Regions from separate parts of the Homo sapiens genome. Here region 2 is linked to region 1. A link is an interaction called in ENCODE POLR2A ChIA-PET data of the cell type or tissue named here. Cell type or tissue: MCF 10A. All regions are shown on one strand. Each heading gives the region's core, and the rest is flanking DNA. Links, peaks and the distances in the headings are about the cores only.

Region 1 (4,406 bases), core at 117-4,116:
CAAGTTGGAAAGGAAGAGTGTAGCGATTGTCCAATCCATTAGCTTGTCTTATCAAGGTTACCCCTTACATCTCTCTAATATGTTGATTTTTCCCATGTGCATCACCAGCATCTTAATTTGTGTTAGAAGCATTTCTGTCTAGAGGACTGTGATAGTTTCTAATTTGTCTCTACATCTATTTTTTCCTCCTTCCATGTCATCCTCACTGCTGCCAGAGTGATCTTTCCAAACCAGAAGTATGAACACACCATATCCCTGCTTTCAACATGTCAAAGGCCTCCCACTGATTTTTTGTTAGAGACCCAAAGTTTCAACAAAGTCTAGAGTGCTCTTCATAGAGTGGCTTCTATCGGTCTCTTTGGCCCCATCCCATATCTTGCTCCTGTTCCTCTTTGCATTCCTGTCACACTGGCTTTCATTTGGTTCCTTGATCTTGTCATGTTCCCTCCTGCAATGTGGGTTTTCACATATTCTTCTTTCTGCCTGTACTGTTAGTTAGCCACCACTTAGAATAATTAGGTTATATGTATCTTTTCTATATTAGCTCAACTGGTACAACTGATCAATTATCACTTACTCCGGGAAAGTCTCCCCTGATCCATCAGATTAGGACAGATTTTTATAAGTTCTTATAGAACTAGGGCTCTCATTCATTTTTAAAGCTCTTTTATTCATACTTAAATTTGAATATCTTTATTTAAATAATATGTTTCTCCCCCTCTACAGTGTAAGTTCGGTGGGGTGAGGGACTGTTTATTTTTACCTCTCCTTGGATCCTCAGCACTTATCAGAATGCCTGTCACACACTAGAAGAATGAATGAATGAATAAAGTAGCATTTAAACTGTGATAGAAAGGATAAGAATTCATTGAGTAAAGATGGGAGGAAAGAACTTTCTAGCCAAAAAAAGGCATGTCTAAAGAACTGAGAACAAGAGAACGCTCCCAGAAGTTCAAGAAGAGAACACTTTTGTTGTGATCAAGGAAGAGAGGGCAGAAGGAGCAGGCAGGTGCCAAACCATGGGTTGATTTTTAAGCCATGGTAAGAATTGTAGACTCCGTCCTAGTGTGCAAATATAAAGTCTTTGAAAATAAATAAATCTGAAATAGATCAGATTGAGCTGAACCAATTGTATCAGAAATGGTAGTGGCTAGGAGAGGAACAATAGCATTGGCAATGAAAATTAGCTGAAAGATTTAAGAACACTTAGACCAGTGTCTATCAAACTGTTGAGTCATGAGTGTGGCGTGCTGGAGATTGTCATGAGAGCTGGTTGTTAAATCTTTAGGTGGTTTGCAAGCTGGTTGGTCAGTAGCTTGAATTCAGCCATGGTGGGAATAGTCACACCAAGGATATGGGCAAATGTTACACATCAGGTATTCCCTCCCTTGCCTCCAGAAGACCTAGCTGGTTGTTAAACATTTGTCAGTAACTCACTGTTACTAGCATTTTAAAACAGTAACAGAAGTGAACAGAGGAGAAAATATTACAGGGCCTTGCATATAATGATGATAAGAATTATTTTGTGAAACTTCTATTTCAGTTATGTGTGTATACCTGTAAAAGAAATTTGACAGGCACTGATTTAACAAATATAGTTAAGACAACATGGTGATTGATTAGATTTAGGCAATGAGGAAACTGAGATGAGTTAAGGATTAATCACAGATTCCTGGCTTGATTAGCAGGGTGGAAACAGCTGCCATTTCCTGAGAGAGGGAATGCTGTAAGGGAGCCTGTTTGAAGGGATGATGAGTTCAGTCTGGACATGTTGAGTTTGAGGTACCTGTAAAATATCCAAGTGGAGATGTTCTGAAGGCAGTCAGTTCTATGGATTTGGACTTTGAAGAAAGGACTGATTTGGCAATACAGGTATCAAGTTCATTGGCAAAAGAAGATTGTGGTTGAAACTATCAGGACAGACTGAGACCCAGGAAGAGTACAGGGTCTGAAGGAAGTGGGCCCATGAAAGGGCCTTGGAAAAGGTTAAGATTTAAGGGATAAGGTCAAGGATGATGAGCCTAAAAAGGAGATCAAGAAAGATGGGCTAGTAACAGGGAAGCAAAATAGAAAAGTGTGATGTTGTAAAGCCAAGGGACAAGTGGTTCAAAGGTAGACAGCATCTATTAGCACAGGGTCTTCATAGAGAATTATTAGAAAACTGGTTTGCCACCAATAAAGTGGAAGGGAAAGCATTTTCAGATTCCAAGTGGTATGTACAACATTCGAATCTACTTTGGATGTTGACTGGGTATAAATGATATATAGTCAGTTGAAAAAATGACATTGTCAAGCTCAGTAGCTCTTTTTGCTACATGGCCAAATTTCATCCTATTCTGTCATGAGTTGGGGTGGTCACTGGAGCCCTTGAGGGCGCAGTGAGGTCGATATATCATCCTTTACTCTTCTAGCTATGTCACCTTTCTATTTTTGAGATTACTTTAAAGAGGATTTAAAAACTTGCTCTATCATTCACATTTAGATAAGGAATTAGGTTGCTTGAGATCTAGGCTATTAGCACTGAAGACACAGACTCATATGCAATAAGAGCTAATTAGCTAACCACACTGAATGCACATGTGCTAAAGGCTTTATATGAGCAGCTCTTTGGAGAAGGTATTGTATTAGTACCATTTTACAGATAAGGACACTGAGGCCTAGACAGATTAAGTAAGTGGAGAATCTGAGATACACATTTCAGCAGTTTAGTGTTCAGCCTGGATGCCAAGCTCCTGTACTGCTCTGAAGGCTAGATGGTGATGGATGGGGACAGGGCTCTGGAAAGCTTTTCTTTTAATGTTTTGCTCAGAACAAAAAAATGATCTAAGTATAAAATCTCCCTGTAAAGTTTTTTTCCCACTGACTATAAAAGTAATTCATGCTCATTATAGAAAATGTGTGAGATACAGAAATGTTGCAAGATGCAAGATAAATCACTTTGGGTGAAGTTTTAACGCAAGACTAAGTGTCTTATAAAACGCAGAGTTCAGAATTTTACAACTTCCCCTGAGAAGGGGGAAGAAATGCTGCAGACATAAAGTAATAAACACTTCCTTCAGAGAAGGCACTGACTTACCTCTTAAGAAACAGTTACATCACATGTGCATTTAACCTACTGGAATTTACTGCATGGCTTGGCAGGCAATGAGCATGTGCCCCAGGGTGGGATAAGATATGGGATGTGCATCAGCTTCTCACCCAGTAGGTTTCTGTGAGCCTCTCATGGTACCTCCAACCTGAAGCTCCTGAAGGACTTTTCAAGGACAGGTTTGACTTTTGGCTCAAATGCTGATTTTAGACCTGGCCCTCTCTTGAGACCTAATGGTCTAATTTTAGAACCATTCTAAAGGTCCCTTGGACCATTGCCTGAGTATTGATTGCATGGAGACTGCTTCTTGCTCCATTTTTGAAAATCTGAAATTCTGCTGCAGTTTCCTAGAGTTCATGCACTCATTCATTTATTCAATGAATGTTTCTTGAGTCTTCACTCTGTGTCAGGTGGGGTGAGCAGCAGTGGGGATTGCGTGGCTGTGAGGGGCTCACAGTGTGTGTGGGGGTCTGCCAAGATTCCTGATGAACAGCCTGTAGGTCCCAGGAATAGGACAAAGGACATCAGCTTAGATGGAAACAGGGCTCAAAATGGTCTCCTTAGTAAAGTGTATGGTAAAGCCAAAAAATTAATGCATCAATTTCAAATAGAAGGAGCCAATCTGAAATAATATTGAAATCATCTCTAACTCAGGTACAAATATCATTGTAGAAGTCCATTTTTGATATACAGTGGGTTTACAGTATTTTTCAAGACAATATTTTAAGGTATAATCATAGTTTAATATTCATCAAAGCTGTCCCAATTTTTTTTCAGTGGAGCTAGCCCAAATGTACAGAATCTGGGAGGTATCTATACATGGGGCAGGCTTATGCATTTGTATCCTGTGCAGTCACACAGGGTGTTGTGCTCAGAAGGGGATCACACTTGGTTTAAGGATATGCTGTCACCATCTTGAAAGTCTTACATCATTTTTGAACAAGGGGCTCTGCATTTTTATTTTGCACTGGGCATCACAAATTTAACTGGTCCCGCCTACGTAGTTATGAGATCAACGATTAACTGGTCCTGCCTACGTATATTTGGGATCAACTCTGAGCTCATCCACAAATTTGTTAGTTCACCTTGGATACTATTTAACTTCATTGAGCCTCAGTTTCCCTTTTGGTAAAGTGCTATAAACCATACAGCCTACCTTAGAGACGTGGTCATCAGATAATGTAGTTTTTGGCATAGTCAATTTATGTTAGATTAAAAAAAAGCAAACAGAACAAACAAAAACTTTCTACTGCTTCTCCTTATGCAGAAATATATAATATTTTTCTGTACTTCTCACATGCAAGAATGTTTTCAAGGT
Region 2 (4,406 bases), core at 407-4,406, 160 kb after region 1:
GCTCATAGAAGTAGTGAGTAGAATTGTGGTTATTAGAGGTTGGGAAGGGTAGCCAGGAGGGGAGAGTATGGAGAGGCTGGTTAGCAGAGACACAATTATAGCTAGATAGGAGGAATAAATTCCAGTGTTCTATAGCAATACAGAATGAATATAGGTTAACAATAATTTACTGTTATTTTCAAAAAGCTAGAAGAGAGGATTTTGAATGTTCTCAACATAGAGAAATAATAAATGTTTGAGAAAATATATATGCTAATTACCCTGATTTGGCCATTACACATTATATACATATTTTGAAATATCACTCTGTACCCTGTAACTATGTTAATTACATGTATGTTAAAATTAATTTTCAAAGGTACAAGTAAAGGAAAAAAGAATTAAGTAGCTGGTATACAAAGGAGGCAGGGAAACATTTAAATTTCATGCATATGTATGTGTTACCCATTGAAAATTAAAATAAGTATATACATTTTTTTAAAAAGCTACAAATAAAGCTAATGAAGTGCTAAATAAAATGTTTTATCCTCCTACATTGTCACATGTAGTTTTATAAAACAAAATAGAAAATATGTGATTGGATAAGTAGTAAAACATATATATTTTTAAGCCATAAATATAAATATTAAAATATTTAATATATGAATATAAATATTCTAAAACTATATTTTTCTTGCCTTCATGTCAGCAAAATTACTAAATATGCTATTATAATGGAAAGTTTCACAAAATGTTCGCTCTACTGATAGTAATAATCTAAAAGATCAATTGAAAATAAAATAATCAAAATTTATGCAATTTGAATTTTCAATAAAATACATACATTAAAATACATGTGAGAATTTTTTTGTTCTTGAGACAGGGTCTCACTCCTGTCACTCAGGCTGGAGTGCAGTAGCATGATCATGGTTCACTATAGCCTTGATCTCATGGGCTCAAGCAATCCCCCCACCTCAGCCACCTGAGTAGCTAGGACTACATGTTCATACCACCACATCCAGCTAATTTTTTTTTTTAAGAGACAGGGTTTCACCAAGTTATCCAGGCTGGTAAGAAATTTGGAATGGATTGAGTTCATGTCCTTTGTAGGAATATGGATGAAGCTGGAAACTATCATTCTCAGCAAACTATCGCAAGGACAAAAAACCAAACACCGCATGTTCTCACTCATAGGTGGGAATTGAACGATGAGAACACGTGGACACAGGAAGGAGAACATCACACACTGGGGCCTGTTGTGGGGTGGGGGGAGGGGAGAGGGATAGCATTAGGAGATATACCTAATGTTAAATGAAGAGTTAATGGGTGCAGCACACCAACATGGCACATGTATACATATGTAACAAACCTGCACGTTGTGCACATATACCCTAAAACTTAAAGTATAATTTAAAAAATTAAAAAAAAAGAAATTTGGAATGGACTTATTTCCATATATTTAAAAATGCTATTTTTAAATTAAATATTAAAAACCAATTAGAATTAAAAGCAAGTACAAATTAATAGTTATTAAAACTTTAAATATTATTTAAACAAGAAAATGCTCATTTATTTGAAATGTCATTTTATTACACATTTTATGAAAATTATTCATAATTCCAGCATTTAATGTTCATATTTTAATTGCTAGTCTAAAGGATCAGCATCATGGTTTATCCATTTTGTATCTATAGTTGCACAGATACAGAATTCAAGTAATGTAAATTGTTTAATATTGCAAAATACACATCAGCCACCATGCGCAACTTCTTTTTTCTCAGTAATTCTGGAACTATCAATTGGAACATGAGGAAAACCAAAGAACTGGTCATTTATCACTATTAGGACACAAAATTCATTGTGAAAGAATCTATTGAACTCATATTATCTCTCAGAGGATTTGACATATTAACTAATTTATCTTTTCTCTTTCCTAAATATTTGTGTCATTCAATTCCTCCTTGTGTTTCTAAGTAGTATCTGTCTCCAGGAGTAAGAGTTTTAAGACATCAAAGTGAATCAAGGTAAAATTAAGAGAGGCAAGTCAAAGTTCTAATGGCTGGATACATGCTTCATAAGCCATTTGTTCAAAACATTAAAAATTTAGAACCAGGATCCACAAAGGCTGTGATTCATTCTCTGGCATGAAGGTAATATTGTGCAGTTCAGGCCTGTTAACAATAAGCCAAAGTGGCCGAGACTTTAATTCTATAGCACATGATGCAATTATTTGTTGTCAGCAAAGTCTCTCGTAATGTCAGAACAAGGTAACTGACATCATTTCACATTCAACTGGAGGCAGCAACTTCAAGAGTCTCCCTTTAATACTCACAATTTGGACACTCTAATTAGAGTTATCTAGGTGATATTACTCTTCCTCATATTTGGAGATATCACAAAGGATACTATTTGCACAAGAATATGCTTGCCTTTTGGCCAGAGCCTGCTCCTGATTGAGCACATGACAATGTTTTTTGGTGTAATGTTTGAAGTGATGATTTACAAAGCCTATCTCCATTTACAACTCAGCTCTTGGAGATCAGGAATTTCATAATGTCTTTTTCTTAAAAATACGTACCTAATTATTGACTGGTTTATCTTAGACAGCTGAAATACGCTAAACAGTTTGAAACTAAGCTTCAAAATACCCTGAAGATGTTCCTCTTACATTTTGTTAACTTACTGTTATAAAAGCTATACAATGTAACTGTTTTTATCAAGAATCAATTAATGTTTTGCTTGTTCAGATAAAATGTGGCCACACATTTGAGGCCAGATAGGCCTGGGTTCAAATCCCACTTCTACCATCCTGAGCTACGTCATTTGGGCAAATTATATAAGGTTTCTGAGATTCAGTTTCTTCATTTGTAATTGCGATCATTCCTTATTTGTAGCGCCACTGTGAAAATTTAATGATACAATCACTGTAGAGTGCCTGGCACAAAAAAAATAATAGTAGCTATGTAACTGGCAAAGAATTATGGAAATTGGCTATAGCGAATTCATTCATCAATTTAATAAATATGTATTGATCCTACTGTATGCCAGACAACTGGGCGAAGTGCTTGGAATTCAAAGGCTGTTTTGCACTAGGAGCTTAACATTTTTGTGGGGATACAGACATGCATAATAGAGATATGAAAGTGCTGTGCAAGCACAAGTAACGGAATAGCTAACTTTGCTTGGGGAGTTAGGAATGGCTTCTTAAAGAAGATAGGAACTAAGCTAGCAGGAATTTGTCAGGAAAGACTGAGAAGGGCATTTGGGGCAGGAGATTGCAAAGCCATGGAGTTACGACATGCTTTTCACATTCAAGAAAAGGAAAAAGTTGGAGAAGGCCATAGTAACCATGCCAGGCCCCGTGGATGGCTAAATTGAACTGACAAGACCCAGCTGATATGTTTGGAAATAGACCAGAGGTGCCATGTTAATCCTTCAAGAGTGTGGCTCTAATTGAACTAAAAAAAAATCCAATTCTCTGAGATGTGCCACTTTTGATGAATTGGCTTAAGAAAGAATTGATCAAAACCCTTCAGTACAGTGATGTTTGTTTGTTAGACACACCACTTTTCTTCAAATATACCAAAATTGGGGGCAGAAGGGAAACTGTTATTTTGTACTCAAGACTCATGATTTCCAGCTCTTCCTTCCCCTATAATTTCTTGTGATGGGCTGCCCTTTTCACCAGGAACACCCTGGGACATATTCTAAAAACTGCTGTAACCAAAATGCATGCTTCTTAGTTAATAACAAAGTAGTGCTCAATTCCAAAAACTGAAAGGGAAGATGAAACAAAATTTCACTGCAGAAAATATATCCTCAAATGTTGTAAAATGATGTGGAAACCATCCAAAGCACTGGATTTGAAACTAGTGAGGGCAACATCATGGCTAAAGCACCAGAAAGAATTAGACTGAGAAGAAGGAAAAGGCCTCAAAGCCACAGGCGAACACCCTAACTTGGGAAGAACCCTACGAGGCAAACAATTCCATTGCAAAAGACACTTCCAAATGCCTGCAGCAGATCTCTGAAAGAAAGTCACAGCCTTGCTGCCCATCTGAGGGAAACTGTCCAGCTGCAATAGTTACTTCAAACAAAATCCAGACGATGTGAGGCGCAGGTGGAGCGGAGGGCTGGTGGTGGCTGTGTAGATGGGAATCCATCCTTGGGCTCTGAGGACAAGCCTTCTAATGGCACAGAAATTAAATTCATCCCAGAATTGGCTAATTATATTATTTAACACCACTGACACACCAACCTTAATAATCTGTGGATTCATCTACTACATCGTTTGAATAATGACTCCATTCCATGGGAAGAAGTTTCTATTTATATTCAGTAAATATTACAGTATTCTCTAATTTTAATCTCCCATTATAACCTTCCAAGATTTCATGGCTTTTTAGGCAAATTCTATGGAAGGTCTA

Evidence for each region. Peaks named below come from ENCODE experiments on the same cell type or tissue, not always from the same donor. Only the 100,000 strongest peaks of a DNase experiment are listed, where the experiment ranks them.
Region 2: POLR2A ChIA-PET joins it to region 1 with 5 read pairs; 4 of 35 experiments call an interaction of 5 or more read pairs at or near these places.

What each region holds. Positions count from the first base shown.
Region 1 is chr6:143,322,858-143,327,263 of GRCh38, reverse strand. The region is part of intron 4 of AIG1 (androgen induced 1); the gene reads right to left. It also overlaps the pseudogene RPL31P27. Among named protein-coding and RNA genes, the nearest start is that of ADAT2, 130 kb to the left of the region's middle. In MCF 10A, for the core only: no CTCF peak of the experiment used is centred there; DNase peaks (open chromatin) are centred at 1,273 and 1,713.
Region 2 is chr6:143,165,253-143,169,658 of GRCh38, reverse strand. All of the region lies in intron 3 of AIG1 (androgen induced 1), which reads right to left. Among named protein-coding and RNA genes, the nearest start is that of AIG1, 110 kb to the right of the region's middle. In MCF 10A, for the core only: no CTCF peak of the experiment used is centred there; no DNase peak of the experiment used is centred there.